2 separate regions of the Homo sapiens genome follow, and region 1 is linked to region 2. A link is a contact called in ENCODE Hi-C or POLR2A ChIA-PET data. All regions are on one chromosome and are shown on one strand. The core of a region is the stretch at or near the end of the contact, and the rest is flanking DNA. Distances in the headings are between cores, read along the strand shown.

The links. A loop is a pair of places that touch in the nucleus more often than their neighbours do. ChIA-PET counts read pairs that join two places held with the same protein, here RNA polymerase II (POLR2A). Pooled maps may share reads with other maps.
Region 1: a pooled map shows a loop between it and region 2 (2.3-fold over the local background). The contact joins two enhancer-like sites. A Hi-C loop is called at or near these places in 2 of 168 maps with a recorded cell type or tissue (dorsolateral prefrontal cortex and heart right ventricle) and 4 of 50 pooled maps. POLR2A ChIA-PET finds 5 or more read pairs at or near these places in 1 of 52 experiments (SK-N-SH).

What each region holds. Positions count from the first base shown.
Region 1 is chr11:119,891,188-119,895,630 of GRCh38, reverse strand. No RefSeq gene overlaps it. Among named protein-coding and RNA genes, the nearest start is that of LINC02744, 100 kb to the left of the region's middle. RefSeq lists an enhancer at 2,682-4,443. Within about 2 kb of position 2,935, at least 4 of the 41 ENCODE cell types and tissues checked have a DNase peak (open chromatin) inside an H3K27ac peak, as active enhancers do.
Region 2 is chr11:119,736,194-119,740,698 of GRCh38, reverse strand. It overlaps NECTIN1-DT (NECTIN1 divergent transcript), which reads right to left. Exons shown (of 4, transcript NR_120587.1): 3 at 3,781-3,892; 4 at 1,076-1,168. Among named protein-coding and RNA genes, the nearest start is that of NECTIN1-DT, 8.9 kb to the right of the region's middle. Within about 2 kb of position 1,663, at least 4 of the 41 ENCODE cell types and tissues checked have a DNase peak (open chromatin) inside an H3K27ac peak, as active enhancers do.

The DNA.
Region 1 (4,443 bases), core at 1,686-4,185, 150 kb before region 2:
TCTGAACTGCTGCCTCTAAACTCAGCTCAGAAAGACTCACAACACTATTCGAGGCAGGACCAGCCCTGTGATCTCTTCTCTGCCATTCTCCTTCCTCCAAGCCAAGACCTGGAGGCAGGAAGGACTCCCGCTTGCCTTCCTGTGGAAGCCTTCGTTGGGTCCACAGTGCTTTCCACATGTGCAGGGACCTTCTTGTCTGTGGGGCTGAAAGGCCCCTTTCATAGAGAATGGACACTTCGTACGGTCTGGAGGGCCCTCAGTGACCCTTGGAAGTTCACCAGGGCTGGCTGGCTCATCGACAGGTGGGCTCCCAGTGTCTGTCCTGGTCAGGAAATACTTTCAGGAGAGAGTCTATCAGACCCATGCTGGAGTTTTGCCAGGGTGAAGGGGCTACATTGAGGACCCTTACGGTAGAAAAGGGGCTGGTGCCCAGCTCTGGGGGCAGAGCACCAGGTAAGGGCTAGTGGAGCCCTATCTGGTCATAGAAGGGGTGCAGGATCTCTTTGGGAGCATCTGTCACCCACTGATGACGTGGTCCTGTGCGTCCCATGGAGAGGGCAGGTTTTCAGGTCCTGGGGATTCTGAAGCATGGTCCATGGTGCCTGGAGGTTACAGACAGCCCAGTTCTCTCTGTAGTGCCTGAGGGCTCTCCACCATCACCCTACCCCACAAGGGTCGGGGTGGGGCTGGGAAGGACCAGTGCTGACACTCTGCAGACTGCCACATAGGACGAGACGGAGTACCCGTGACCAGAGGATACCCTCCACTCAGGGTGGTGCAGCCCCCTGGAGGCCCCGTTAGAGAGGGCCTAGTTGTCTAACCAGGCTGCGTCCACTGCTAGCTGATCAAGGGCTTCTAATGAGCTCTGGGCTCCCCAGGCTCACCTGGAGACAAATAACCGGCTTGGCTTCATGGTCCTCTTGGCCATCCCTACCCACACCTGCCTGCTCACCTCAGCTTCTTTCTCCTTTCCGCTCACCTCTGGTTTGTCAAAAACTTGTAGATCAAGCTGAGAGACAAAGCCCTCACATTGATTCACTGAACCTTACGACTGCTTTGAGTAGAAATGTGAGACTAGGTGCAGTGGCTTATGCCTGTAATCCCAGCACTTTGGGAGGCCGAGGTGGGTGAATCACTTGAGGTCAGGAGTTTGAGACCAGCCCGGCCAACATGGTGAAATCCCCATCTCTACTCAAAATATAGAACTTAGCCAGGTGTGGTGGTGGGCACCTGTAATCACAGCTCCATAGGAGGCTGAGGCAGGAGAATCACGTGAACCTAGGAAGTGGAGGTTGTAGTGAGCTGAGATCGTGCCACTGCTGCACTCCTGCCTGGATGACAAAGTGAGACTCTGTCTCAAGAAAAAAAAAAAAAAGTGAATTTTCCAGATGATCCAAACAGGAAAGGCAAATTTTAATTTTGGGTCTAGCCACTGTAGTAGCCATTATTTAACCTATTTTAGCCACTGCATTGTACACATTAAATCCCCCCAACTCCCCATTTTACAGGTGAGGAAAGTGAGGTCCCAGTACATACAAACATTGACTTGACTCAAGAGCCCACACATGTCATTGCTGTGTTCTGTGTGACCTCCAGGATCCTTCACACTAAGACCTAGAGGTCACTCTCATTGCCCCTGGAAGGGACCAGAACCCCTGTCCCTGGGAAATGGAGGACAGACTTCTGTAGTTGGTTGGATCAACACTGTCCACTGAGAAACAGGACACCTAGAAGCAGGAGATCGGGGGAAGAGAAGCCTTGGCAATGCCCTTTTTGACCCGCTGGATGAAAATGGCCTAGTGGGCTGAACCCCGGTTTGGGCAGGAAGGCGAGATTTGTAGGCCCAAGCCGGCTCCCATCTCTGAGGCTCTCCCCAGCCTGCTGGGACATTTGAGGAGGAGGCTAATGTCAAAGATGGAGTGGCCCAATTTCTGTTCAAATCTGATATGGGGAGCCAGGAGGAGGGGGACGAAGGTGTGAGGAGAGGGTGGGCCCACTTCTCCAGCCGCAGCTTCCCTAGATGAAGCAGAGCAGAGAATCCCCAACTCTGGTCTCACACGCTGGGTGACTGAATTTGAGATAAGCATCTCATGGTGTCCCTCTGTTAACATCTTCTACATCGTACTTGTATCCCATCTTCACTTACTAGCTGTGTGATTTGGGGCAATTTCTGTTTGTCAGTTTCTCCATCTGTGAAACAGGTATAATAACAGTATCCAGCACCCAGGGTCGTAGTGAGGCTTAAACAGTTAAATGTGTGTAAAATACCCAGCACAGTGCCTGGCACACAGGCAGTACTCGGTCAGTGTTAGCTAGTAGTAACAGGTCTCTTCTGAGACAGAGTAATTTCTTTTTCCATAAGCGACACTTTGGATAGATCAGAGAACTTTCTTGCCTGTTACACAGGCTAAGACACGTAAGATTATTCTACAAAGAAAACAGAAGCATCTCCTTCCTGGGACCCTTGTAGAAACTATTGTGTTTCAGGCAAAAATGATAATAAACATGTGTTGAGGGCCTACTGTGTGGTGGGCACTTCTGTGTGCGTCATCTCATGGAGCCCTGCTAGCCCTCTGCAGGTGTTTTCCTTTTATAGAAAAGGAAGCCCAGGCTCAGAGGAGGTTAAGTGCCTTGCCCCAGTTACAACTATGGTCCGAGCCTCCTCGCCCCTGCCTGCACCCGGCGACAGAAGATGGACAGACAGTATGACCTTCAGAAAACCTCTGTAACCCGAGGAGTCTCACCTGGGCTTGCTCAAGCCATCAGCAAAATGGAGATCTGAAAATAATCATGCTCCATTCAGAGTGTTTCTCTTCTCTCTCAGTAATACATTCTCCCGACATCCAGCAGAGCAGGGGGGTGGCCGGCCCAGGGCACTGACTGACATCTCTGAGCAGAGCTTTTCAGTGGACGGAGCGCAGACGGCATTGCGTCTGCAGAGGCCCGCGGGCAGGGTGATTGCTGGGCTCCCGCAAGAACAGGCGGTCCTTGGAGGCTTTTGACTCACACTTTGTAAATTGGTTTCATGCATGGGCTAACAGTGGGGGCCTGGCTAGATAATAGGATTTTCCAACACAGCTCTTTCCCCCTCATCTGCAGCCACCCAAATCTCCGTGCAGAGTGCCTGGAGGGGACGTGATGTGCTTGGCAGGGAGCGCCACGTCAGGCTCCACAGTCCTGGTTGGGGTGATGCGTGTCTAAGAGGCCATGGTTCAGAGCAGTGTCGGAGAGCAGCTTATGTGCTCCACAAGTAAGGATGGGGGGTGTCCCAGGCAGGCACCCACAGCCAAACCTTTCCATGGTGGGTGGGTGTGTGGGGGTTCTCAGGAAGTGCCAGGTCCTCAGGAAGCAGCCTGTGGGGCCAGGCTACTGCTCACGGCTGACTGCAGGGTACCACCAGCCTCGACTGTCCACAGCAAGTCCCTCCATGCCCAATCTGACCCAGAGGGAGGCACATCAGAGCCCAGAAGCCCAAGCAGCCCAAGGGCAACCATATCCCAGAAGCAGACATTCGTGAAAGTGTTGCTGGAGAAGCGTTCTCAGGAGAAATGGGGAGAAGGAAGGAAATAAGGATGTGGTCTGGGCCCGAGATCAGCTTCAGTCTCAATCCACCGGGAGCTTAGGAGCACAAATGATACCACAAGGTCAGGCTCACCTTGAGGCAAGGGGCCCGGTCTTTTTTCCCTACTGTCTGTTAGTCGGTCATCAGCTGTTGGCTTAGGGCAAGGGAACTGAGAAGGCATGTAGCTAGCCTCTGATGGCAGGCAGCTCCTACTCAGCTCAGGTGAATTATCCAGAGAAGGGGCAGCTGGGGGCTTTAGTGGCCAACACACACAGGGGCTGGGGGATGGGCTGCACCCATCCAGCAAAGGGGACTTGGGGGGGTACCAACATCCCTGCACCATGCCCATGGGAGTACAGCCAGGGCACAGCTCAGCTGGAATGCTGTCAAGAGCAGCCTGGTGATTCTGACTTGTAGAAAGCTAGAGGGCCGACGTGCCAGACAGCTGTACAATGGGCAGTGTCTGTGACAGCCTCAGCCATCCCCCAACACCCTTACGCTGACACTACAAAGCCAGTGATTCTCAAATCTGCCCTCTTATCTTTTCCCAGCAGGGCCACAGGGCTGCAAGTTTCATCAAGGGCAGCATCTGGGAGCCTCTGCCCAGGGCCCCTGAAGCCAGGGCCAGCCCCATCTGCACGAAGGCACACAGACACCTATCAGAGTTAGTCTGTGACGATCCAAAGCCTCCTACCCAAGAGCCTTTAATACAAGTTTGCTGCTGAAACACAAATATCCGCCTTCGATGCGGAAGAGAGATTAAATTAGGAACAATCTTAATTCTTTCTGGCAGAGGGAAGCGAGCGAGAGCTGTCAGTTCCCCAGTGATAGATTGTTAAGGAAATCCAGGTTTAAAGGCATTTCATAAGTTTGCTTTTGCC
Region 2 (4,505 bases), core at 414-2,913:
AAGCGCTTAATTCTATGTGCGGGGCATGGTGCATGGTTACTCCTTTAATCTTCGGTCCACCCTGTGGAGCGGATGTTAAGCCTACTTTACAGAGCAGGACATTGAGGCCCAGGGAAGTAAGAGACTGGCCCAGAGTGCCAAGAGCCAGTTTATGACAGAGCTGGGACTGGACCCCATAACCGCCTCAGGCCCAAGTCCCATACCTCTTCTGCTATAACAGCCTGCCTCTAGGACCACGTCTGGATGCCCTGCTAGGGCCAGAGCAGTAGGGTGGAGGGAGATCAGAAAGAGAAAGGGGCTGGGCAGGTGAAGAAGCCTCCAGATTGGGGCCCTCATCACCACTCCCAGCTCATCACAGCCAGCCCTTTCTCTGCATCTCCTGACCAAAGCACCACCCGCTTAACATTCTGCTCAGTTTCCTCTGTACTCCGACTCCAAATGTTTATCAACACATGCTGTAATGTAATCAGCTCCTGGGAAAATACACACCAGGTAATGGATGCTGATAAGAGTGTCAAACAGATGTCCCCTCCCTGCCCCTCCCTCCCAGCCAGAGCTGGCACACCCAGGAGGCTGGGGAGGCATCTCTTGCCACACCACCCCTCCAGCCCTGGCAGCCGAGGCATTCCTCCAGAAGCTGCCCAGGCAGGCAACAGGGCCTGACCCTGTGGGGCCCAGCATTGTACCAGGCATTGTGCCGTGGACTTTACACACCTCACAGTAGCACTATAAGTTTGGTGTTACTATTCCCATTTTGCAGATAGAGAAACTAAGCCACAAAATAATGATGAAACCAGAGTGAAGCAGCAGCATCAGAAGTAGATTAAGGGGCCATCACTCCACTTCTCCATTCATCATCAGGCAACCTCCCCACTGAACATGGCCCTTTGAAGGAAGCTGCCCTCATTACCTTTCTAAGTTGTTGGATCTAAGGCCCCAGCCTGTATGGACTTGGCAAGTCAGGTGGAGGAAGGCTTGCAACATGTTCCTCATTTCTGGCCCAGCCAGGTAGGAGACAGGGTCCTGAACCTGTCCTGAAGGCTCAAGCAGAAGAGGGAGGCTCCCACTAGGCATGTGGGAGTAGAAGGGGATCCAAGGGAAAGGGAGAGCCTTCTTTGTCCTTTTCTCCTCCCTTTTCCTCAAGGGGCTTAAGGACCCACACGTGGACCTAGACAGAGGGGAGAGAAAGTGCACAGAGTTGAGGACAGCCCTGATGGAACAGGATCCCCCCACCCTCAGGACCTTCCAGGACCAGCTGTCTGAGGCTGGGCAGTCCTAAAGGAAATCGGTATTTGCTTTTCCCTCCAACGCAGTCAATTGCTCCTTTCATCTGGCAGGGAGTTGTAAATGAGAATTTATGGGATTTCTAATGATGGCGGTTTCCCTTTATCAGCCTCCAATTCCCACTTCTCAGCTGGGGTTGACTCAGGGAAATGTTTTGACCAGGAATCAAGAATCTAGCAGGCCCCTGCCCTGGCTGCTGCTTTCTGTAGTGAGGGCTGGAAGTTGTCAAATAGGCATGGGAAGCTCACTACCAAGAAGTCAGATCTGAGTTTCAGGCCGCCTCCCAGATGGCGAACTTCACCCCTCTAGCTTCTGTTTCTTCAACCATAAACCTGGGGTAATAATGCCTGCTCCACCCACCCGTCTCACAGGGCTGCTGCGAGGATCAAATGAGATTACAGGCCTGAAAGCCCTTTGAAAAATATGAAGCAATCATCCACCCTGGTTTTGCTATTATTATTATTGCGGTGGTGATTGTGTGTAGGTGCAAATGGGAAAACACATTATGGCAACCTGCACGTCTTTGAGAGTGAGCTTGTTTGTGTACACGGAAGTGTATGTGTCAGTTTGCGGAAGAGTCGAGCTCTTGTGTGTGCACCTGGGTTTAAAAGAATGTATGGGGCAATGTGTGTGCATCTATGAGTGTATCAGTACATGTGCACATATTAAAGTGTCTTAATATAATAATAGCATATTAAAATAGAATATAATGGTCCTATGGGCCAGGCATTGTGCTAGACACTTGATATGGATGCTCCTTTTTAATTCTTGTAATGTGTTTGTAAAGGCATGAGAAGGGGTCTGGGCCAGTGTAGGTGTGCGGGCATCTATGTGAGGCTGTGTATACAGCATTTGTGACATCCATGTGTCAGTGGTGAAAGGGCATGTCTCTGATGAAGGTAATGGCATGTAAACTAATACAATGCCTATTCATCTCATCCAGGTAGCAGGGAATCTCTCCATGTGCTCGCCTGAGTTTCAATGAAAGGATGGGCATAAATGTCAGTGAATCTGAATGTGTGTGCGCATGCATGTGTGTGCATTCACATGCATAGGGGTGCACACCTGCCTTCCTGTTCCTAGGCCGATTAGTATAATTGTTTGTTAATCATCAGCTGCCTGGGCTGTGTGAGCCCCCGGCATGCCCTGAGCGCCATTGCCACGCAGCCATCAAACCCACACAGACACACTGTGGTGACAGCAGCATGCTTGGGAGGGAGTGCCACTCTGCTCTCTGGAGTCACAGTCTGTGCCAGGCAGCAGACCCCTGCCAGGGGAATGTCCAGATTGACTACACCAGGTTTGGAGCTGCAGAAGTGCTCCACAGATGGGCTAGGCTCAGAGCCTTAGAGCAAGACAGACAGAGCCCAGAGGACCTGGGCCTAACAGGCAAACCAGAGCCTGGACCAGGAATGCCATCTGAGCACAATACGGGTTGGGGCTGCTGAGTGGCCAGGTATAAAACACGCTTGCTGGGCTACAGCCCTACCATGCACGGCTCCCTGTGACCCTCAGGATGAAGTCCAAACTCCATAATGCAGCACAAAGGCCCTCATGACATGGGCACGTGACTCCCCAGGCCCCTCTCTAACACTCACCTCTTGCACCGCACCAGCCAGACTGAATGAACTACTCTCAGTCCTTCGGAGCACCCAGCCTCTGGGCCTTCTTGCTGTCTTCTCCTGTGCCTGATTTCTCTACAACATGACATCCCTGGCCAGCCAGTCCTCATCCCTCAAGGGAGCTCTACTCATCTCTGCAGGAACATGCCCTGACCCTTCCTGACCCCCTAGACTAGGGAAGGGTCCCTGCACACCTGACATTCCTGAAGTCCCTAGCTTTCCCTGCTGTCCACTTCCTTATGGATCCTTGCCTCCCCCATTAGACTTTGGTCCCAGGAAGGAAGACAGCATGTTGCAGCCATTCACGGAATATCCAAATGCCTAGCACAGATCTGATTGTAGGTGGTCCATACACATTTCTTGAACGAATTATTGTTAAAAGCCAGTTGTGAGAGACCAGTTGTCTTAAGCTCTCCATATACAAATCATGATACCCATCCAGACAGGCTCTTGGTCTCTCAGATCTCAAGGCTGGGGAGAAGCACCCCTTTCCCCACTCTCTTCCTCCATCCCACCCCACCAATGATAATCATCATCCCCAACAGGTATGAAGATGGCATACAAAATGCCTTTACAAAGATCCTGGGAGTCGTCAGTGTCATCTTACAAGTGAGGAGACTGAGGCTGACAGAGGTATTAATAGCTTATTAATAGGGTGACCAACTTGTCCCACTTTGCCTAGGACCTTCCCAATTTTAGCACTGAAAGTCCCGTGTCCTGGGAACCACCCCCTCCTCAGCCCCAGGTAAACTCCAGGTTTCACGGTTAGTAAATGGCAGGTCCAGGACTCAAACCTAACTCCAGAACACAGCATCCTCTCCCTTGGCTGCCTCCTTGGTAGCATGTGGTCTCATGTTCCTCAGAATTCAGTTACCTGCATGGGCATTTTCTGCCCTCTGGATGTCACCTGCAGGCCACTTGGCAGCCTCCTGGATCACCTCTTTCTGGAAACATGTACTCAGGATGTACAGGGCATTAATATTAACCTAAATCAAATATAATTTGAAAGCTCATTTCTTCAGGAAAAGCACTTTACATAATAGAGAAATAAAATTAAATCTATTATTAAAGTAGCCTCATAATGATATTAAAGTAAATTTTAAATAAAATAAAAACTCTTCACCCACAAATTATTTTCATTTCTCCATGTCACCTTCACATTTTTCTCTTTATAAGTGTATATTTTTACAGAATTATAATGCAGTCTATGGATAATACTTGTTCTTTTCACTTCATATTATAGAAGGGTCTGGGTTGGACTTTCCTCATTTGGGGTTCTCCATGTCATTAGCATCAGTCATTAGCCCAGATCACAGGGAGTCTGGGCTCAGGGCTGCCTCCTTCCCAAAGCACTCCTTCTTCAGCAGGGATTCCTAACTCAAGGCCCCAGCTGGGCTTCAGCAGGTTGCCATGCAAACACTGTCCTTGTGCGTATGTGCAGTTTTCAGGGACACAGCGCTCATCAGATCCCGAAAAGGTCTGAGACCAAAGAGTCAAGACCCACAGCTCCACAGCCCGAGCCTTACCTCCCCACTCCCAGGCAGGCATCAACCATGAGCTTTTTCTGCTGGGGTTGGGCTGATCCAGGAACTCTGCTCT